Linked DNA regions of Homo sapiens: all the other regions are linked to region 1. Evidence: chromatin loops called from intact Hi-C (ENCODE). Cell type or tissue: heart right ventricle. All regions are shown on one strand.

Region 1 (8,000 bases):
CTCAGGTACCCTCATGTGCTAAGCACTATGTTAGGTGCTATCTGCATTACCCCATTTAGTCTCATTTTCTCCTCACTCCCCTAAGGACAGTGCACAAATGGGTAAGTGACTTGCCCAGGAGCACATGGTTCACACAAGAGGCCATGCTGGAATATAAGTCCAGCTCTGTCTAGCTCTCAAGCCTGTGCTCTTTCCCCCAGAACCACACTGCTTACCTGGAAGCTCCTCATCTTTATGCCTCTAGGACCTGTGTGCCCAATTTTTAACCCAAATGAGAGGCACAAACAAGGCAAGACCCGGTAGGATCAGACAGCTAGAAAGCAAGCAGCACCAAGCCAAGGGAAATGCCAAAATGCATCCTGTGGGCACAGCCAGAGGGCAGCTCTGTATGACAGGAAATAAGGAGAACCGCAAGGCCATCACCCAGGGACTCCCATCGCAAAAGCACATTCAGCAGCTGTCCCCGGAGGTCCTGGTGCCTAGACAGACATGGGAAGAGCCGTGCGGCCACTCTAACAGCAAGATATTAAAAGGTGCTGCCTGCACCACACTACTGGAAGTGATTCTCTTGCCAACCCACAGTGGTAGGAAGAACAGTGCTACAAACAAAACACTGACTGGAACCCAGAAGGCTTTATTACAGATCTTTTCTTACCCAAATTTCTTGCTTCTAGGTTAGAAATCACCCTACGAAGAAATTAGCCATGTTATTCACAGACAGCATTGCTTTTAAAAAATTTAAAGCCACATCATACAAAGATATCCTCCTTTAAAAATTCATAAAAACCACTGTAGAAACTATTCTCAAGCTGCTGAAAACCTCAAAAACTTTGATCAATGTAGTGAAAGCCACATTAGGCAATTAAAAAATCTCAAAACCCTTTAGTGCCAACAACGGCAATAATTTAGAACAACTGTAGCTCTCAGTTATTGAAAATAATGGGGACAGAAAATAGAACAGAGGTTGGAATGGGGCCTATACTTTTAGTACTCTGAGATGACTCATATATCCAGAAAATAGGCTTTCAAAATAAAAGCAAGCTCACTAGCCCACTGACACTTTAAAAAAAAAAAAAATCAACCTACTATTTGCCTTTCTCTCCTAAAATGCTAATAGGAAATTTCTTTACCAATTATCCATTGTAAACATCTATCCGCAGGTTACAAGTCTATAAGGTTCAACATATAAGCTTTTCCCACCAGAAATTCCAGCACCAAATTCCAGAATAGGGTCCAAGTGGCTGCATTCATGAAGCTGACAATATTATTTTGCTGGGGATATGCAACAAAAGTAAACTACTTCTATAAAAGGTAGCCAACAAAACAAAGTAATTGTAAATGTCAACCATCTTACAGATATGATAACCTCTGCTTTCACTTACTTTACTGCATTATCAAGAATATTCCTCACGTATGCCGCAGACCTTCTTTTTCCTGTTTTCTAGGAGTGAGAACACGTCAGAAATGTGGAAGGTAAAGGTTTTATCGGTGACTTTTCACGTCAAGGATATAATGCAATACAGTTAAGAGCATCAGAGAGAAGAAATATACTTTCCAGGTAATCAGAACACCTAGATTTTTTTTAAAGTTTTAAGAAATATTTTATTCTGAAACAATTACAGATTCACAGGAAACTGCGAGTCAACTATATACTACACACAACAACACTAATCTACATGCAGCGATACTAGAGAGAGATGCAATGTACCCTCCACCCAGTCTCCTCAGTGCTTATATCTTACCTAACTAGAGCACAATATCAAAATCAAAAATTGACATTGGCACAATGTGTGTGTGTCATTCTATGTCATTTTATCATGTTTAGATTCATGTCCCACAATGTACCACCACAATCAACACATAGAAGTCTTCGATCACCCCCAAAGATTTCCCTGGGTCACCCCTGGACAGTGAGTCACGTCCACTATTCTCCCTCCAACTACCCCAACCCCTAATGACCACTAAGTTGGGAACACCTAGATTTTTTAATATCAATTTTTAACTACATAAGTAACCTGAGAACACATCTGAGACATGGATATTAATCATACTTCTACTATGAATGTGCTGTGTGTCCCCTTAAACTTTCTGCTTTTCAGTTTCCTCCCTAGGAGAACAGAGATCATAGAAGCATCTCTGCCCATTGAGATCAGTAATGACAATGATCAAGTCCCTGGCAATTGGGAAGAGTGCTGCACATGGAAGCCAGCCTTATGATTTAAAGGCATCACCTGGATCCAGTCCACTATGCCTCGCTGCTGGCTTTGTTCTCACTGACCCACTCATACCTCTTCAGAGATCAGGTTGTGCCACTCTCTCCTGACCACACTGTTGTTATAGTGGAAGTGTGGCTTGGCGTACTTAACATATTCTAGGTTGGAGTTCAGTTTTTCCCAGTAGCCCTTAAAGCTGAGCACCTGTAGGAGACAAAAACATCAGTGGCCTTCAGAGGCAGGCCCAGTGGCCCAAACCACCCAGTGAGTATTACACAAGCCTTATTTCCCGAGCTCTCAGGGTCCACATTTCTGAGTGAATACTTTGTACAGAAGATGGCATTCTAGACCCAATAGGGATTCTAAAATAGACTTAAAGAATCTTCTTTACCCACTTCATTTTCTGTCTCTTTTTTTTTTTTTTTTTTTTGTCGTTGTTTTTTTAAACCACATAGAGAACTGCTGCTCACTTCCCAAAACCAACAGGACTTCCCCAGATTGAGGCTTAGCAGGGAAACCTGTATTAAACACACTGAGTCATTTCCTCCCTTGAGACCCGTTTTTATGACTTAGGTGGTGTCAACAGTGCCATGTTCACTAAGAGAAAGTTCATTAACATTTGGATAAATGGAGTAGGCGTACTTTCCTGCTAAATTTATTTACTGCCCAGGACATTTTTCAAAACCTAGGAATCAAAAAAAGATAAAATGAACTAATTTTACATTGTCACATACACCAAAACAGAATTAGTCAGCATTCTATCTAGATCTTTGAATTATTGATATAATTGTACTACCCTGAAGCAAGAATGTATCCATTATATTCATTTTTAAATAATAAAATGCAATGTTAATACGTTCTTAGTGTTGACCAGGTGCAGTGGCTCATGCCTGTAATCCCAGCACTTTGGGAGGCTGAGGTGGGCGGATCACGAAGTCAGGAGATCGAGACCACGGTGAAACCCCGTCTCTACCAAAAATACAAAAAATTAGCCAGGTGCAGTGGCGGGCGCTTGTAGTCCCAGCTACTCAGGAGGCTGAGGCAGGAGAGTGGCATGAACCCAGGAAGTGGAGCTAGCAGTGAGCTGAGATCATGCCACTGCACTCCAGCCTGGGTGACAGAGCGAGACTCCGTCTCAAAAAAAATAAAAATAAAAAAATACATTCTTAGTGTTGAAGGATATTCTGACACAACTTGGTTTTAAACCAATAAAGGTAGACTTAGGATACTTTTTGCCAAAATATGTGCATTTACAAATGATTTGACTGGGGCCAGAGATGTAATGTGTGGTCATAAAACTAAGTGAACTATTGCCTGCCAAGGTGACAAGACTTGGCTGAACTGCAAGAAAAATAAGAAAACTTAAAAACAAACAAACAAAAACACCTCAATCAAGAAAAATGCCCTCATGTTAAATTATAGCACATTATTACCATTTTTATTCAAAAGACAGTCATAATTGGTTTGAAATGTGTTTTGGAGTATCAGTAAAGTAAGTAACATAATATTAAAACTTGCTCTTTCAGAAGCCTGAAATGCCCATCCAGCCAACATCCCTTCTCCCAGAGACAGAAAAACTCTTCCCAAGAAAGTCTCATGTCCCGGGGAAAACAGGAATCAAATCCCACTCCTCACTTGACTCACCTCACTCATCTTTTCTTTCCCTTTCCATTTATTTATAATGAACGTACACTTATCCACCCTTTGGGTCTTCTTTGTATTTAAGAAGAAAAAAAAAAAAAAAAAAAGACAAGACAAATCCTGCAGACGTTTGATGGAATTAGGTCCCTGACTGGAAGTCTCTAAAGCTTTCTTGCTGTCCTAATCTGGGCTCAGGCACAGGAGTGCCAAAAGCCAGAAAACTAATTGGTGTTGTGGTGACATCTAGTGTTCAGTTGAGCTATTAATTCCTCCTGCTTGGCCATAAGAGTCCCACCCACGCAGTTCACCCAGACCTTGCCCAGGACAGGATATGGGAGGGGAGAAACTCAGATGCCCTCTAACTGTCATCTGGCCCCATCCCCTCAAGTCAAATGCTATCCTGTTGTTAGAAGTCCCCACTCACTGCAGCTCCTAAGAAAAGATCTCTCCCAAATTACCTTCCTTCTTACTCCATTTAAAAAATCCCTTTCCTCATAACCTTTTGGGGAGGTAGGCACATTTTTCATAGTTTTGTTTTATTTTAAATTAACAAATAATTGTATATATTTATGGGTTGCAATGTGGTGTTTCAATACATGCATACATTGTGGATTTATCAAATCAGGCTAATTAGCATAGCCATCTGTCTGCTAAGAAGAAACAGATCAAACAGAGCTCGCCACATGTCAGTGGACAGGCTTTCCAGGGGCTCCAGCACCCACTGCCTGAATGTAAAATAGAGCATGTGTTTGTATGAGCGCTCTTCTGGGTAGATGGTCTATAGCTTGTACCAGATTTTCAAAGAAATCCATGGCCTAAAATAGACTAGAGTTAGAAGGAAAAAGATCTGAATTTAAAATAAAACAAAAATTAAAATTTACACTTAAGTAAGAAATACTGTTAGCCAAACATCCCAAAAATATTTTCACACGAACTTACATGTTTTTTAGGAGGGGGGTCACTGGCCTAATATAGATATTAGATATATCTATAATATCTTACAGATATTAAGATAATACAGAAAAATCTATATATTTCACTATTTGGTATCCACTAGAGAAGTGATCTAACTTTTTTCAGTTAAGAAATGCGGCCAGGTCATGCCTGTACTCCCAGCATTTTGGAAGGCAGAGGCAGGCGGATCACAAGGTCAAGAGATCAAGACCATCCTGGCCAACATGATGAAACCCCATCTCTACTAAAAATACAAAAATTAGCTGGGCGTGGTCGCATGCACCTGTAGTCCCAGCTACTTGGGAGGCTGAGGCAGGAGAAACACTTGAACCCGGGAGGCGGAGGTTGCAGTGAGCCAAGATGGCGCCACTGCACTCCAGCGTGGCGACAGTGCGAGACTGTCTCCAAAAAAAAAGAAATGCAGAGATTATTCTAAATTGGAAGGTCTATTTGGAAACTTGGAAAACAGAGATGGAACAGGGGAGGGAAATGGATTTGAGTCAGTGAAGGACAAGGAAAGGATATTCCAGGTGGGACTCTTTGGGTGTGAGCAAAGACACAGACTAGAAGATGGATTCGGGGCTCAGATCTGAGCCAGAGCATCAGAGTCAACAGTACTTCATTCTCTATGGTGAAGACAATAGCCTCCAGCATGTGCAACTCCCAGCCTCAGCTGCCCATTGGAACCACCTGGGTCCCATCCCCAATTAGATTTAATTGGCTTGGGGTATGCCTGAGCCTTATGAGTTTTACAAGTTCCCCCAAGGCATCCTAATGTTCAGCCAGGACTGACAACAGTGAGCATGTTCAAGTAATCCCGGGCACCCCACCCTCAAACACTTTACTCAGTCTATACACCTCTGGCTTAAAGGCTATATAAATCACCAGCTGTCTAAAGACTTCTGATTGTGTGGTTTTAAAATAGGAGATATAGTTAAAGAGGTAGTTAGGGCCAAATCTTTGAGGGATTCTGAATGCCAAGGTGATACCAGCATGCTCATTATCCCAGAGAATAAAGGATCTCCCACATAACGTTTTAGATGTTGTAACCCAGAATGGAGGGGAGGGGAGGGGAAGGGAGAGTTGAATCTGCACAATCCCAAGAGCCAAGACACACCATCGCACCACTATGCTCTAGGATGAGACTGGTCAAGAAACAACAGATGCTGGTGAGGCTGTGGAGAAATAGAAATGCTTTCACACTGTTGGTGGGAATGTAAACTAGTTCAACCATTGTGGAGGACACTATGGCGATTCCTCAAAGACCTAGAACTGGAAGTATTATACCATTTGACCCAGCAATCTCATTGCTGGGTGTATACCCAAAGGAATACAAATCCTTCTATTATAAAGCTACATGCACGTGTATGTTCACTGCAGCACTATTCACAATAGCAAAGACATGGAATCAATCCAAATGCCCATTAATGATTGACTGGATCAAGAAAATGTGGTACATATACACCGTGGAATACTATACAGCCACAAAAAGGAACAAGATCATGTCCTTTGCAGGGACACAGATGGAGCTGGGAGCCATTATCCTCAGCAAACTAACAAAGGAAGAGAAAACCAAATGGCACATGTTCTCACTTATAAGTAGGAGCTGAACAATGAGAATACATGGACACAGGGAGGGGAACAACACACACTGGGGCCTGTTGGGGGGTTGGGGGAAGGAGAGCATCAGAATAAATAGCTAATGCATGCTGGGCTTAATACCTAGGTGATGGGTTGAGAGGTGCAGCAAACCACCATGGCATGCGTTTACCTATGTAACAAACCTGCATGTCCTGCCCATGTATCCTGGAACTTAAAATTTAAAAAAAAAAAAAAAAAAAAAAAAAAGATGAACCTGGGAGCACAGGAAATCACTGTCAATCAGCTAGCAGTTATCCAACAAAGCAAATACTGTACTCATCAGGAACAACAGCACCACAAAATGAAAGCCACAACTGCCCAGGAAGCCCATCACCGGCAACTCGAAAAGAGCTAATAAAGCTTTAAAAATAAAACACAAAAATGCTGTATAAGAAACATACCCGGCCAGGCATGGTGGCTCACGCCTGTAATCCCAGCACTTTGGGAGACCGAGGCGGGTGGATCACAAGGTCAGGAGATCGAGACCTTCCTGGCTAACACAGTGAAACCCCGTCTCTACTAAAAATACAAAAATTAGCCGGGTGTGGTGGCGGGCGCCTGTAATCCCAGCTACTCTGGAGGCTGAGGCAGGAGAATGGCATGAACCCGGGAGGCAGAGCTTGCAGTGAGCTGAGATCGCGCCACTGCACTCCAGCCTGGGCGACAGAGCAAGACTCCGTCTCAATTAAAAAAAAAAAGAAAAAAAGAAACATACCCATGCCAGATGCAGTGGCTCACACCTGCAATCCCAGCACTTTGGGAGGCCAAGATGCGTGGATCACTTGAGCTCAGAAGTTCGAGACCAGCCTGGGCAACATGGTGAAAACCCGGCTCTATTAAAAATGCAAAAAATTAGCCCGGCATGGTGGTGTGTGCCTGTAGGCCCAGCTACTTGGAAGGCTGAGATGGATCACTTGAACCTGGGGAGGCAGAGGTTGCAGTAAGCCAAGAACATGCCACTGCATTCCAGCCTGGATGACAGAATGAGACTGTTTCATAAAAAGCACGGCAAAGAAAAATACCCCTGAATTAGAGACAATGTTAGAAGCAATCACATCCTCAAGGAATGACCTGGAAGCATTTTCCTACATAAAGGGGAGTTTTTTCTCTTAGGATGACCTGAAATAATTGCCAAACACAGCCCATCACAACTATTCACTGAACAAAAGAACCAGTGGGTTACATTAAGGAATTGTTTCCCATTTATGATTTGGATTGCCAATTGATCCAAAAACAAACAAAAAAAAAAGCTCTGTGGTACTGGCTCATCTGCAAATTACTGCCAGAAAAAAAATCTGCCTTTCATTTCTAAAAGGCACTCTGGCTTTGGTCCTACTTCTGCTGATTAAGCAGCATCTTCTTACAGAGAAGGCAGCCAACTCAAAGAGAACCCTTTCCTCTGTGTGCCAGGACTCAACTAGCACAGCTAAAGCATCATCCAATTTGGCTCTTCAGTGGATTCCATCTCAGTATCAGCTTTTACTTAACAACCCAGAGAAACACAGTGACCCACTACCTCTAAGCATTGACAGAATAAATAGAAAATGTTTG
Region 2 (8,000 bases), 200 kb before region 1:
CAATTTAATAAGGAAAGAAAAAAACTATATGCTGAGATTGCTAAGATCTAAGGTTAGAATGAATCTTCTGCCTGTGAAATTGTGAAGAATGAAAAATAAATTAATTCATAGTGTATATAGAGTTTGGTACCAATCCTGGTTTCAGTCATCCACTGGGGATCTTGGAACATATCCCCCATGAATAAGGAGATACTACTGTAATCTCTACTGATCTGTCTTCAAGTTCACTGATTTTCTCCTTGTTCAAATCTACCATTGAACCCCCCCAGCGAATTTTTCAATTATTATAATTTTCTACTTAGGAATTTCAATTTGGTTTCCTAAAAATTTCTACTTATTGATATTCTCTGATGAATTACATCATACTCTTCTTTAATTCTTTAAATATGGTTTCCTTTCATTCTTCAAACATATTTATAATATCTGCTTTGAAGTCACTGTTAAATCAGACACCTGCCCACTAGTCATTTCATAGGCATCTCAGTTATCAGATCAACTGTTGATGTATCTCAGTGCTTGCATTCAACTAACCCTATTTTACTTCATAAGGGCCCCAAAGTACAAGAGTAGTGATGCTGACTACTTGGATATACCAAAGAGGAGCCATAAAGTGCTTCCTTTAAGTGAAAAGGTGAAAGTTTTTGACTTAATAAGGAAATAAAAAAATCATATGCTGAGGTTGCTAAAATCTATGATAAGAACAAATCTTCTATTTGTGAAATTGTGGAGAAGACAATTTTGTACTAGTTTTGCTGTCACATCTCAAACTGCAAAAGTTATAGCCACAGTGCCTGTATAGGATATATAGGGTACTATCCACAGTTTGAGGCATCCACTGGAGGTCTTATAAACGCATCCCATGCAGATAAGGGGAGGACTACTCAAGAAAGCATAGTTAAGGCTTTGAGAAATGAACTATGATAAAAATACCACAAAGGTCTCAGAACAACTCGCAAGCGTTGCATGTAATGTACAGACCCAAAGAGCATAGCAAAGGCTTTGAAAACTAAATATTGGAATTACTGTCCCTGAAGGCATGACAGAACTTGTGATCTGAGCCTAACCAGATTGATTACTTACTAAAACAAACAAAAATCAGTATCTTTAGAAGATTTTAACAGGACCCAGAGCTTCATAGCCAGCATAATATCCTTTCTTTCTTTTTTTTTTTTTTTTTTTGAGACGGAGTTTCGCTCTGTCGCCCAGGCTGGAGTGCAGTGGCGCGATCTCGACTCACTGCAAGCTCCGCCTCCCAGGTTCACGCCATTCTCCTGCCTCAGCCTCCCGTGTAGCTGGGACTACAGGCGCGCGCCACCATGCCCGGCTAATTTTTGTATTTTTAGTAGAGACGGGGTTTCACCGTGTTAGCCAGGATGGTCTCGATCTCCTGACCTCGTGATCCGCCCGTCTGGGCCTCCCAAAGTGCTGGGATTACAGGCGTGAGCCACCGCGCCCGGCCCTTTTTTTTTTTTTAAACGGAGTCTCACTCTGTCATCCAGGCTGGAGTGCAATGGCGCAATCTCGGCTCACTGCAACCTCTGCCTCCCAGGTTCAAGCGATTCTCCCGCCTCAGGTTCCCAAGTAGCTGGGAATACTGGCGCATGCCACCACACCTGGCCAATTTTTATAAAGACGGGGTTTCACCATGTCGGCCAGGCTGGTCTCAAACTCCTGACCTCAAGTGATTCTCCCACCTTGGCTTCCCAAGGCTGGGATTACAGGCATGAACAGCATAATAGTCAAATTGTCCATCTTAAAATCCCAAATTACTCAACATATCAGAAACAGGAAAATCTGGCCAAAATTTTCAAAGGAAAAGTTACCACCCCCAAATTATCAAAGACTATTTACAATCGCCAAAAACCTTGAAACAACCCAAAGGTCTCTCAAATGTGAGTGGAAAAGCAAACTGTAGTACATCCACATAATGGAATGCTGCTCAGTAATAAAAAGTGACAATTGGTACACACAACAAAATAGATAAAAATCTCAAGAACAGGCCGGGTGCAGTGGCTCACACCTGTAATCTCAGCACTTTGGGAGGCCGAGGTGGGCTGATTACTTGAGGTCAGAATTTTGAGACCAGCTTGGCCAACGTGGCGAAACCACGTCTCTACTAAAAATACAAAGATTACCCAGGCATGGTGGTGGGTGCCTGTAGTCCCAGCTATTTGAATGGCTGAGGCAGGAGGATCCCTTGAACCTGGGAGGTAGAGGTTGCAGTGAACCAAGATCGTGCCACTGCACTTAAGCCTGGGCAACAGAGTGAGACTCCGTCTAAAAGAAAACAAAAACATAAACAAAAAACAAAAAACTCAAGAACATTTTACAAAGTGAAAGAAGCTATACTCGAAAGATTACATACTCTGTGATTCCACTTATATGATATTCTGGAAAAGGCTAAATAAAAACGATAGGGAGCAGATCACTTGTTGCCAGGAGTTACATGTGGAGATAAAGTTTGACTACAAAGGGGTACTGCATGAAAGAATTTACTTTGGGCCAAGGGAAGGGAAAGAACTGTTCTGCATCTTGATTGTAGTCATGGTAACTTGCGTACAAGCATTTGATAGAATGCATAGAACTGTAAACAAAAAGAGTAATTTTTACTCTATGTAAATTTAAAAGTGAATTTCAAAAAATCATGCATAAAAAGAAAACACCATCTGTGAAGCAGATGACCTTACAGGTGAATTCTACCAGACATTTTCAGAGAAATAATAATAGCAGTTTTACATAAACTGTCTCAAAAATTAGAAAGGAGAGAACTCTTCCCAACTCACTTTATGAGGACAGTATTGTCTTGATAAAAAAATTAGACAAAAATATTGCCAAAAAAGAACTAGAAAACAATCCCTCATGAACACAAAAGCAAAATCCTTAACATTACATGAGCAAATCAAAATCAATAATATGGGAAAAGGATAATGCATCATGACCAAGTGGGGTTTATCTCTCGAATGCAAGATTAATTTTATGACTAAAAATCAAGCAGTGGACCAGGTGTGGTGGCTTATGCCTATAATCCCAGCAATTTGGGAAGCCGAGATGGGAGGATCACTTGAATCCAGGAGTTCAAGATCAGCCTGGGCAACATAGTGAGTCTCGATCTCTACAAAAAAAAAAAAAAAAAAGAAAGAAAGAAAAAAATCAGCCAGTCATGGTGGCACACACCTGTAGTCCCAACTACCCAGGACAATGAGGCAGGAGAATCAGTTGAGTCCAGGATGTCAAGGCTGCAGTGAGCTATGATTGTACCATCACACTCCAACCTGGGTGACAAAGTGAGTCTCTGTCTTAAAAAATAAGTAAATAAACAAATAAATAAATAAATAAACAAATAAAATTAAGCAGTGTAATTCACCACTCACAAACTAAAAAAAGGGAAAATGTGATTGTCTCTATAGATTTTTTTTCTTATCTCAATAGATTTTTTTAAAAAGTGTTTGGTAGGCCGGGCACGGTGGCTTATGCCTGTAATCCCAGCACTTTGGGAGCCCAAGGTGGGTCGATCACCTGAGGTCAGGAGTTCAAGACCAGTCTGGCTAACATGGTGAAACCCCATCTCTACTAAAAATATAAAATTAGCCGGGCATGGTGGTACACGCCTGCAATCCCTGCTACTCGGGAGGCTGAGGCAGGAGAATTGCTTCACCCCAGGAGGCAGAGGTTGCGGTGAACCGAGATCACGCCACTGCACTCCAGCCTGAGTGACAGAGCAAGACTCCATCTCAAAAAAAAAAAATTTTTTTTGGCAAAACTCAGTGCGATTCCTGATAAAAACTCTCCACTAACTTGAAAGAGAAGAGAACCTCCTCCAACAACAGGCATCTGTGAAAAATTTACACTTAGTGCTACACTTTAATAATGAAAGACTGAATGCTTTCCCTTTAAGATTTGGAACAACTTTTGTTGTTGTTGTTGTTGTTTTGAGACGGAGTCTCACTTTGTTGCCCAGGCTGGGGTGCAGTGGTGTGATCTTGGCTCACTGCAACCTCTGCCTCCTGGGTTCAAGCAATTCTCCTGCCTCATCCCCACTTAGTAGCTGGGACTACAGGTGAGCACCACCACACCTAGCTAATATTTGTATTTTTAGTAGAGACGTGGTTTCACCATGTTGGCCAGGCTGGTCTCGAACTCAGGTGATCCACTTGCCTCGGCCTCCCAAAGTTCTGGGATTACAGGTGTGAGCCACCACGCCCAGCCTGGAACACCTTTTTTTTTTTTTTTTTACCACTTTTATTCAGCATCGTACTGGAGGTCCCATACAATGCAATTGGACAATAAAATAGCTTCTGGTTTGGGGTTCTTCATGTAAGGCACTTGGTGCTACTCCATCCTAACAAATAAAAAGCTGAACAGACTGAAAAATCAATTACATATGCTTAGGTACACACACACACACACACACACACACTCACACACACATATATGCTTCTATATGAGTAAAATTAATGACAGCAATGATATAATTGGCAGGAAGGAGTAATTATGATTATTTTGTTATTATAAGGTGAAGCAGTACACAATCGTCCCTTGGTATCTGTGGAGCATTCATTCTAAGACCCCTGTGGATACCAAAATCCACACATACTCAAGTCCCTCTGCATACCCTGCATAAGAGAAAAGTTGGCGCTCTTTACTGGGGGATTTTGCATCCTGCAATCTGCATTTGGTTGTGGATGCAGAACTCTACAAGAGGGAGGGTTGACTGGATTTATTGAAAAAAAAAATCCTTGTAAAAGTGGACCCATGCTGTTCAAACACATATATTGCTAGAGCCAAATGTAGTGTCATTTGAAAGTGGACTAGGATTAGTTGGAAATCAACACTGCAAATTTAGGGCTACCACTAAAAGAAATAATTATAAATCAAATGCTAAAAAGGAGAGAAAATTGAATCATATAAAATGCTCAGTTAGAACCACAAAACAGAAAAAGAGTGGAAGATAAAAATAAGAACAGCAAGGGCAATCAATAAAAAATAGTAACAAATATGATGGATATTAATCCAACTACAGCAGATCCTCAAATAATGTTGTTTTGTTCAACATTGTTTTATAGTAATATTGATGAAAAAAATAAATTTCTGGCTAAGGCCACTCTGTGTGTGTGTGTGTGTGTGTCTGTGTGTGTGTGTGTGTGTGTGTGTGTGTGTGTGTCTATGGGGTATGCATGTTCTCCCTATGTCTGCCTGGGTTTTCTCTGGGTACTCTGGTTTCCTACCACATCCCAAAGACGTGCATGTTAGGTTAATTGGAGAGTCCAAATTGTCCCTGTCTGAGTGAGTGTGAGTTGGGGGTGTGTATGTGTGTCCTGCAATGGAATGGCATCCTGTCCAGGGTTGGTACCTGAGCTGCTGGGATAGGTTCCAGCTAGCTGAGACCCTGAACTACAGTAAGTGGATTGGAAAATGAAGACATAAACAGATACAAATTATTGCAAAATAAAAATTCATAAAGTATGTGATAATTATACAAATGTACAACAATAAATGCAGTATGAAAGCACTCAGCAAGCCCACCATATTTGTTATTGTTTGTTTTTGAACTGCATAGTGGTAGAAGGTGCTTCTTACAATGTTCCCTTTGCAAATATTTATTCCTTGATTTAACTCATCACAACTACAACCACCATTGCTCACTGGTTCACCAAAAATTGAGTAAATAATTATCTTGTTTTTCTTAATCTTTCTTAAATATATGTATAGCCCGCATTTATTTCAGTTTGTAATGTTAGAAGTGTTTTGAGTCTTTATTTAGAAGTTTGGACCAGGTGCAGTGGCTCACACCTTTAATCCCAGCACTTTGGGAGGCCATCGTGGGTGGATCATTTAAGCCCAGGAGTTTGAGACCAGCCTGGGCAACATGGCAAAACCCCATCTCTACAAAAAATACAAAAATTAGCCAGATGTGGTGGTGTGCATCTGTAGTTCCAGCTATTCAGGAGGCTAAGATGGGAAGACTGTTTGAGGCCAGAAGATTCAGGCTGCAGCAACAGAGTGAGACACTGAAAAAAAAAAGAGAGAGAAAGAAAGAAAGAGCGAGAGAGAGAGCGAAAGAAAGAGAGAGGAAGAGGAAGAGAAAAGAGAAAAAAGAAAGTTGGTAGTGTTTTTCCATAGGAACTTGTTTATATCAGTTAGCCTATAGTAATACTGGTTTTGTTATGCATTGTCTTGCTTAAAGTCTCAGTTTCTAAGAGCCTGTCAACAACATTAAGAACTTACTATATATCAGTAATCGCTTTGAACAGCAACGATAAATGCACCAATTAAAAGACAGAGATTGTCAGAGTGGATGAAAAAAACAAGACCCAACCATAGGATGTCTACAAGAAATCTACTTTAAATATAAGACATATAAATTAAAAGTAAATGGGTGGAGAAAAATATACCCTGTTAACACTAATCAAAAGAAAGCAGAAGTAGCTATATTAATTTCAAACACAATTGACTTCAAAAAGGAAAGTTATCAGTGATAAAGGCATTACATAATGATAAAGGAGTTAATTGTCCAAGAAGGTGTAATAATCCTTAACACATGTGCACCTAACAAGAGCATCAAACTAGGTGAGACAAAACTGATAGAGCTGCAAGAAGACATATTTAAAACAACATGTCTCAAAAACAACAACAACAACTAAAACCCTTTCAATTCAATGAAGGTGAAAACAACGTATCAACGTTTGTGGAATGCAGTGAAAGCAGTGTGTAGAAAGAAATTATGTAGTATTGAATGCATATTTTAGAAAAGAAGAAAGATCTAGAATTGTTTCCACCTTAGAATACTAGAAAAAGAAGAGCAAGTTAAATCCAAAGTAAGCTGAAGAAAATAAATAAGAATTAGAGCAGATATCAATGAAATTGAAAACAGGGAATCAGTAAAGAAAATAAATGAAATGAAAAGCTGGTTCTTTGAAAAGATTAATAAAATTGATAAGCCTCTAGTGAGGCTGATTAAGAAAAAAGACAGAAGACACAAATTACTGACATCAGAATGAAACTGATCACTACAGATCTCATGGACATTAGAAATATTTTAAAAAGGAATACTATGAACAACTCTGTATCTACAAATTTGATAACTTAGAAAAAATGGACCAATTATTTGAAAGATATAACATGCCAAAATCCATATAAGAAGAAATAGACTCTCTGAATAGGCCTATATCTATTAAATAAATTGAATAAATAATAACCTTCCAAAATAGGAAGCACAAAGTTCAGATGGGTTTACTGGTGAATTCTATCAAAGCCTTTAAGGAAAAAATTATACTAATTCACTACAATTTCTTTTGGTAGATAGAAGAATACTTCTGAATCACTCTGAGGCCAGCATTATTCTAATGCCAAATCTAGACAAAGACCTTAAAGAAAACAAAATTATGGACCAATGTCTCCCATAAACACTAAGTGCAAAAATCCTCAACAAAATTGAATCAACAATGTATAAAAATAATTATATACCACTACCAAATGGGATTTGTTTCAAATATGCAAGGCTGGTTCAACACTCAAAAATCAATAGATGTAATCCATCACATCAACAGGCTAAAAAAGAAAAATCATGTGACCATATCAATAGATGCAGAAAAATTATTTGACAAAATGCAAAGCCCATTCATGATAAAAAACAAAAACTCTGAGTAAACTAGGACTAGAAAGGAGCTTCCTCAACTTGCTAAAGAATATCTATATAAAACCTGTAGCTAACATCATACTTAAAGGTGAGAAACTAGAAGCTTTTCCACTAAGATCAAGAACAAGGCAAAGATGTCCCCTCTCACCACTCCTTTTCAACCCTGTGCTGGAAGTTATAGCTGATGCAGTAAGACAAGAAAAGTAAGTAAAAGACATAGATTGGGAAGAAAAAAAATAAAACTGGCTTTATTCTCATATAACATGATTGTCATGTAGAAAAAGAATCAACAACAACAAAAAACTCCTGAGACTAATAAGTGTTTATAGCAGAGTTGTAGGATGTAAGTTTATTTTGCAAACGT
Region 3 (8,000 bases), 74 kb before region 1:
AAGGAGAAAAAGCCCAGAGCCTGCTGGGAAGGACCCTGTGTCCCGAGGCCCGTGGTCCCCAACATTTATAATGTGCTGAGATAACTCCTCTAAGTGGGTTGTGTTCACAAAGTTGGGTGGGAGTCCTGGGGAGGAGGAAGCACCCCAATGCACCTGTGATTCAGGAAAGGTGTCATAAAGAATGGACACCAGGTTGCCTGGCCGACAAGCATGGGAATGACATTCTGGGATGAGAAGATAGAAAGTTGTTATTACAGAAAGAGCTTATTTCTTTGTACTTTTTCAAACTTGATTTTTTTTTTTTGCAGCTTAAAGGAAGAAAAAATCATCATAGTAAAAGAATTTGAGAAGATAACAAAGCCAGGAGTAAGTCTTAGATGATATAGAGTTTCTTAAATACAGCTGGATTCAATCATCCCTTTTTATAAATATTAATGTTTATCACAACCACCATAGCCTGAAACATTTTAAAGACTCTAAAGTCTTAACTGTGAATGATGCTGAAAAGACTAGCTACATAACTTCTGGAGTAAATATAAGTGATGCCTATTATAGACTTTAGCAACTTGGCATCTAATTTAGGCTGTATTTAGTTGGACAATATCTGCTTTGTTTTCAGAAGAAAAAAAAGATTCTGTGGTTGACACTAAAAATATTATTTTGCTATAGCTATCACCCTCATAGCTCTCTGAACATCTCAAGTTATTACAACAAATTTTTACAAAGAAAATGTATCACTTATCTATTCCTGCCTAACAAATCATCCCAGAACTTAGTGGCTTAAAACAACAACCATTTCATTTTTTCACAGTTCCGAATATTCTGGTCTGAGCTGGCCGAATTGGGGCTGGGTAATCTAGGATAGCTCCATTCATATACCAGCCATTTGGTAGGCTACTTGGTCTAAGGTCACATGTCACTAGTTGGTCACATGATGGTGGAAGGGTTTCCAGACTCAATAAAGAGCAAACTCCAATATGTAAGACCTTTTTGGGCCTCTGCTAAAATCATTTTTGGTAATACCCCATTGGCCAATGCAAGTATTATAACATGGGCAAGTCTAGAATCAAGTTGGCCCTACCTCTTAATGGGAAGAAGGATCAAGACAATGCAAAGGGACATGCATACCCTGCAGATAGGAGGAATTCGTGGCCACTTTTTACAATCTATTATAGAACGTAAATAGAATGGTCACCATACTTTGCACTCCTTCCACCTTCTGATAATCCAAAAGTGTGTTGGTGGTGGTTTAATTCCAAGGCCAGCTCACAATAAAACCTGTTTAGCATAGAGTAAAATACTATTAATTCAAATAAGTATGCCAAACCATCATTTACAATACAGATTTTATGGGAGAAACATTTTGAATTTTCATTCAGATCCTAGGATCACCAATGATGCTCTCACCCAGCAGTGGTGGGAGGAGGGAGCTATGCAGAAAGCCCAGGGCAGGCTAAATAGACCCAGCACTTCGTCATTAGTAAGAGTAACGTGTAGACCTTCTGAGTGTAAGAAGCCTTCTCTCCCATAAGTCAAACCCTCCCCAGGTAATCAGACATGAGACAAAGATCTTTGATGATTCTGGGGTAGATGGTATTTGGGGAGGATGTGCATGAGCTAGAGAAGTAATATCAATAAGAAAGTGGGGGATTAAGGAGTGCAAAGTGTTGGGTATCCAAATATGAACACCTTTGTCTTTAGTTCCCATGTGACTCAGGTTAACCATAAGTCAGATATTCAAAGATTATTGGCATCTGATTTTGTCAGATCACAAAGCTACTAGAAAACAGACTGTACATTTTTTTTCATGCTTCTTGGTATGAAATAAAAATTGACACATAAAATGAAACGTTTTTAAATGTAGGAGGATAGAAAAGAGCACTAATAAAATAATTCAAATATAATGTTGTGTTTAATTATACATGCAGTATCATTATCATGCCTTTGTTAAAGATGTCAGAAATCATAAGTTGCATTTAGCTTTATGAGAAATCATTTAACCTTGTGAGAAATCATTCATGAACTTCAAAACAAATATAATCAAAATGGTGGGTGAAATTAGTTTTAGTTCAGTTTTTAGGTAGATAAATGTTTGCTCAGACTATATAACCTAATCATCTTCACGACTTTTAAAGGAAATGGAGAAGAAGATGAAAATATTGAGAGAAAGCACTGAAGAATTACGTAAAGAAATAATGCAGAAGAAATTAGAAATTAAAAATTTACGAGAAGATTTGGCATCTAAACAAAAGCAATTATTAAAAGAGCAGAAGGAACTAGAAGAATTGTTGGGACATCAGGTCGTCCTAAAGGTGTGCTACTTACCGTTGATATTTAAACATTGTGCCTTGCATGGATATAAAAGTGTGTGGGTATCAAGAGTAACCAGCAGGTTGGATAAAGAGGGGTATTGTCTCACAAACTGAAATATCTGCATTGCGATTGATCCTATCAAACTAAATCTAGGCTCTGGGAATGCACAAAAGACCTTAGGGTGTTTGGGAGTATCACTCGATAATTCGGAGCCCTCACCCTGCGGAAAAGGTCTCTCCTGACCTCACCAAACATTTCTGGACATTAGAAACAAGTGTCACAAACACAATTGTTTCCTTGAAGAACAACCATGGCCAGGCACAGTGGCTCACACCTGTAATCCCAGCACTTTGTGAGGCCAAGGCGGTGGATCACCTGAGGTTAGGAGTTCGAGACCAGCCTGGCCAACATGGTGAAACCCTGTCTCTACTAAAAATACAAAAATTAGCCGGGTGTGTGATGGTGGATGCCTCTAATCCCAGCTACTTGGGAGGCTGAGGCAGGAGAATTGCTTGAACCCGGGAGGTGGAGATTGCAGTGAGCTGAGATCGCGCCACTGCACTCTAGCCTGGGTGACAGAGTGAGACTCCCTCTCAAAAACAACAACAACAACAAAACGCACACACACACACACCTACACACATACCAAAACAACCAAATGTCCTAACCTCTCACATATATTTGTATTACCTTATCCTTGTCGGAGTGCATTCCACTTCCTCTCAGTAGAAAAGGGATGAGAGGCCTGTATTTATGTTTTAGGAGATAATGAATTAAAATTCATTTTACTTTGAAAAATGTATAAATGACTCTCAAAACAGTTTTAATAACCTAGAGTTGTTTTAAAAACAACATCTGAAACTCATTGGCTTAGGGGATAATGGTGATACACTTTGACCTGTTTTTCTATAACAGTCCTAGAGCAGACAGCCAAGATGTGCCCAGCTACTGTCCAGAACATAGGACCCTAGCAGAGATGGATTTAACAGGAACCCAGTGAAGCTTAAGCTTCAGGCCCCTCACTTGCATGAACCTCTTCCAAGATGCTGCACCTAAGTTAGCATTTGTAATTGTTTACTCTTTCTGTTAACGAGGGCCCCCAAGATTGTACAAGTTTCAGCCCCACAAAATTTGATCTGCCCCAGGACTGAGCAAGATCCCACAGAGAAATGTCTCGCCCACCACACTGCAGTGACGGATTCAACCTCCCTGCATGTGTGTTACCCCTGGCTCCAAAGTCCAATGACAACCTCGGGCAGGAAGGGGCTTTTCTATAACCCTTGCTGAGTACGTAAGACTCTTGAGACTTCAGCTGAACCTCCCATGAATCCACAGAGCATAGTGGGAGGTGCGGTGTTAGACAAACTTAGCTTCCGAGCTTGGCCTTGCCACTTACTAGCTGTGTGACTTCGGGAAACTTATTTAACTTCTTGTAGCATGAGTCTTAGGCAGGGCTCCCCAGAAACAGACCCTAAGACAACTACTAATGGAGGGAGAACTCTAAGGAGAATCCTATAGGAGATGGAGGGAAGCAGGATAGAGCTGGGGAAGAAGCTGGGCCAGAATACAGCTGCTTCAGAACTCTAGTCTCAGCCTGATCCCATGGAGAACTCAAGAAGTCATGAGTTGCATCACAGAGGCTGTTGCACCCAGAGGTGGGGGTGGGGGGTGTCTGTTAGATCACCACATCAGTTAGTCATTGGTCTCAGCTTGCTCCCCTCCTCCCTCCACCCCCTGGCTCCCATTCCCTGACAAGGCAGCTCTGCTCAGCCAGTGACAATCTGATGGAGAGGAGATTAAGCATGATCCATTAGCAGTCACCCCTGCAGCATTTGAGGGATGGGTGGGCAGACGGGCCCTGGCTTATGATGGTTCAGCTTATGATTTTTCTACTTTACAGTGGTGTGAAAGCAGTATGCATTTAGTAGACACCACGCTTCAAGTACCCATGCAACCATTCCGTTTTTCATTTTCAGTATTGAATAAATTACATTTATTGTACAGTATTCAATATGTTATGTTTATTTACTGTGTGGCACTCAACACTTTATTATATAATAAGCTTTGTATTAGGTGAACTGTAGACTAATAAAAGTGTCCTGAGAATGTAGGCTAGGCTAAGCTATGATTTCAGTAGGTTAGGTGTATTAAATGCATTTTCAACTTAAGGTAGTTTCAACTTACAACGGGTTTATTGGGACGTCACTCCATTGTATGTGGAGGAGCATCTGTACCTCCATAAAGGGAATCTGGGCAGAGGACCAACAGTATTTGCTACACTCAGTTACCTCCTCTTCAAAATGATAACAAATATAGCTCTCTTACAAGGTCACCGTGAGTATTAAATGGGATAATTAAAGCACACAGGGCAGATGGTAAGTATCTACATATTGTAGTTCCTTTCTCTCTCATATTTAATTTTCTTGTCTTAATTGCTTCTAGCCGAAGACCGCATAATTTAACATGATTTCGTTTCTTTACTAGGATGAAGTGGCCCACCATCAAACCATTCCAGTACAAATTGGAAAAGAGATAGAAAAAATAACACGCAAAAAAGTGTATGATTTAATATTTTTACTTTGAATCCCTGCCAGTCCAAGTTATGTGTGCACACTAGAACAAGAGTACTAACCATTGGACACATTAAATTACTATGATAATTTTAGAAATTTCTGCTTTGGGCCCTGTCTAGGTTGTTTATATCAAGTTCTTTAAAAGAAAGTAATGCACCAAATTTCTATCATTCATAGTATTTATGGCTTAATTATGGGTCAAGATTCTGTTGCCAATTTATAAATCATATTTTTATGGAGAAGTTCAATTGACTTTAACAGAGCGGTGCATGGGATAAATTATGCGAACTGGTTAGAATTTCATAGTCTAGAAGTATATCAGCCAGGCAGCAGCCCAAAGCCCAAATAATAGTAACTCCCCACTTTGCCACCCATTCATGTGTATAACACTCCTCAGATATTCAGAGTAGATTGGGAGGCAGAGGTCATTGAGGAAATTCTCAGTGTTTAAGGAACCAAAAAAGATAAAGATTTTAAGTGAAGATACAAAAATTCTGGAAAAATAATATAATTACTCTGGTGACTAATCTTAAGGGGAAAAATTAGGCAGGCACTAGTAACTGTTCTAAAAACTAAGCTCACCAACATCAAAGTTGAGAAACTCAGGTCAGTTTCAGGAGGCTGGTCAGGACGAGGGTTGAATCACAGGAGATGGTAGCAAATTGGGATCTGCACAGAAAGTAGGGAGGCTGGGCAAATTCCTGCCTTCCGTGGCACTCAGTGGAGATACCCTCCAAGTCCCACCCATCTGTGGTCTTTACCCACTGCTGAGATCATTGAATTTATGACTATCTCTTCTGCTGCATGGTTAGAAAGCAAGAATAGGTAAAGCCAGCATGGCCTCAAAATAAGGCAAGTGTGTGTGTGTGTGTGTGTGTGTGTGTGTGTGTGTGTGTGTGTGTGTGTGTGTGTGTATCCCCTACAGAGAAATGGAAAAGAAAAAAATTGTCTTGGAACAAGAAGTCAAAACGCTAAATGACTCCCTAAAGAAAGTTGAAAACAAGGTTAGTGCTATAGTGGATGAGAAGGAAAATGTAATAAAGGAAGTTGAAGGCAAACGAGCCTTACTTGAAATCAAAGAACGAGAACATAACCAATTGGTCAAGCTATTGGAATTAGCCAGAGAGAATGAAGCAACTTCATTAACTGAAAGGTTAGTTATATTTATGTATGTTATGTTCTGTCATCTAAATTTTTCTTCAATTTATATTTGAGAATTCAAAATCTCACTTTGGTGTTGAGTTAATAAATATTTAAAAATAATTTTAAATCAACTTTTACCCTTAATATATTATCAAATAAAGCACTTTGAAGTATTTTTTGATACTTTACTCAAATTTTCTCAATTTTCTGTTACCAGATTTTCAGGATATAATCTGTTGTATGTTGTAAGTTTCTGAATGTGCCTTTGGAAAATTTATCACTGGAGTATGTTATGTTCAGGGATTTTGCCAACAAATGAATGATACTTCTTAGGCCATCTTGACTTTTTTCTAACAGAAGCAATTTCGTGGTGTAATTCCCTAGGAGAGTTTTATGTCCTGCTTTTTTGTTTGTTTTTTGAGATGGAGTCTTGCTCTGTCGCCAGGCTGGAGTGCAGTGGCACGATCTTGGCTCACTGCAACCTCTGCCTCCCGGGTTCAAGTGATTCTCCTGCCTCAGCCTCCCGAGTAGTTGGGACTACATGTGCGCACCACCACGCCCGGCTAATTTTTTTTTTTCTTCTCATTAGAGACAGGGTATCACCATGTTGGCCAGGTGGTCTCGATCTCTTGACCTCGTGATCCACCCGCTTTGGCCTCCCAAAGTGCTGGGATTACAGGCATGAGCCACCGCGCCCAGCCTATGTCCTGCTTTTAAGTAAAATTTCAAGGAAACTGGAGGCTTCTATCTCTGCCAGTCTGTTATTTTTTTGGGGGGTGGGGGTTATAAGACTGCAGTTCTAAATGATACCAACTCACAAACCTAGTTGCCTTTGGCATTATTTACAATTTATGATTCCAACATGAGAATAGTCATGTGTGTATATACTGAGCATGCTGTCTTTTATTAAACTTTTAAGTTCAAGGTTACACATACAGGTTTGTTATAGGTAAACTTGTGTCATGGGGGGTTGTTGTACAGATTATTTTGTTATCCAAGTATTAAGCCTAGTACCTATTATTTTTCCTGATTCTCTCCCTCCTCCCATCCTCTACCCTCCAAAAGGCTCCAGTGTGTGTTGTTCTTCTCTATGTGTCCATGTATCCTCATCATTTTGCTCCCACTTATAAGTGAGAACATGTGATATTTGGTTTTCTGTCCCTGCATTGGTTTGCTAAGGATAATGACCTCCAGCTCCACCCACGTTCCTGCAAAGGATATGATCTCATTCTTTTTATTTTATTTTTTATTTTTTATTTTTTGAGACGGAGTCTCGCTCTGTCGCCCAGGCCGGACTGCGGACTGCAGTGGCGCAATCTCGGCTCACTGCAAGCTCCGCTTCCCGGGTTCACGCCATTCTCCTGCCTCAGCCTCCCGAGTAGCTGGGACTACAGGCGCCCGCCACCGCGCCCGGCTAATTTTTTGTATTTTTAGTAGAGACGGGGTTTCACCGTGTTAGCCAGGATGGTCTCGATCTCCTGACCTCATGATCCACCCACCTCGGCCTCCCAAAGTGCTGGGATTACAGGCGTGAGCCACCGCGCCCAGCCCTCATTCTTTTTTATGGCTGCATAATAGTCTGTGGCATATGTACCACATTTTCTTTATCTGGTCTACCATTGATGGGCATTTAGGTTGGTTCTATGTCTTTGCTATTGTGAATAGCACTGTGATGAGCAAATGTGTGCATGTGTCTTTAGGATATAACAGTTTATATTCCTTTGAGTATATACCCAGTAATAGGATTGCTGGGTCAAACGGTAGTTCTGTTTTTAGGTCTTTGCCAGAAGAGATTGGGAGCCAATATTCAGCATGCTGTCTTGATAAGTTTTGAAAAACATTTAGGACAGCTGATAACAAAATCATTTTCTTCTTCTTCCTTTACCTGGAACAGAGGGATCTTGGATCTCAATTTACGCAACAGTCTCATTGACAAGCAGAACTACCATGATGAACTTTCTCGTAAGCAAA

What was found. Hi-C counts contacts between places; a loop is a spot of excess contacts. Peaks named below come from ENCODE experiments on the same cell type or tissue, not always from the same donor. Only the 100,000 strongest peaks of a DNase experiment are listed, where the experiment ranks them.
Region 2: it touches region 1 in a loop (9-fold over the local background); 61 of 110 quality-filtered maps call a loop at or near these places.
Region 3: it touches region 1 in a loop (3-fold over the local background); 65 of 110 quality-filtered maps call a loop at or near these places.

Annotation. Positions count from the first base shown.
Region 1 is chr7:77,327,951-77,335,950 of GRCh38, forward strand. GSAP (gamma-secretase activating protein) reads right to left here. Exons shown (of 31, transcript NM_017439.4): 20 at 2,289-2,417; 21 at 1,383-1,441; 22 at 656-687. Among named protein-coding and RNA genes, the nearest start is that of CCDC146-AS1, 83 kb to the left of the region's middle. In heart right ventricle, a CTCF peak has its summit at 4,096 (motif pointing left); DNase peaks (open chromatin) are centred at 433 and 4,121; H3K27ac peaks cover 3,835 bases.
Region 2 is chr7:77,129,438-77,137,437 of GRCh38, forward strand. All of the region lies in intron 1 of CCDC146 (coiled-coil domain containing 146), which reads left to right. All of the region lies in intron 1 of LOC124901678 (a long non-coding RNA gene), which reads right to left. Among named protein-coding and RNA genes, the nearest start is that of CCDC146, 11 kb to the left of the region's middle. In heart right ventricle, no CTCF peak of the experiment used is centred here; no DNase peak of the experiment used is centred here.
Region 3 is chr7:77,254,198-77,262,197 of GRCh38, forward strand. CCDC146 (coiled-coil domain containing 146) reads left to right here. Exons shown (of 19, transcript NM_020879.3): 5 at 309-366; 6 at 2,136-2,312; 7 at 4,798-4,871; 8 at 5,812-6,039; 9 at 7,924-8,000. It overlaps LOC102723791 (a long non-coding RNA gene), which reads right to left. Exons shown (of 6, transcript XR_927688.3): 4 at 3,004-3,058; 5 at 1,201-1,278. Among named protein-coding and RNA genes, the nearest start is that of CCDC146-AS1, 9.5 kb to the left of the region's middle. In heart right ventricle, no CTCF peak of the experiment used is centred here; no DNase peak of the experiment used is centred here.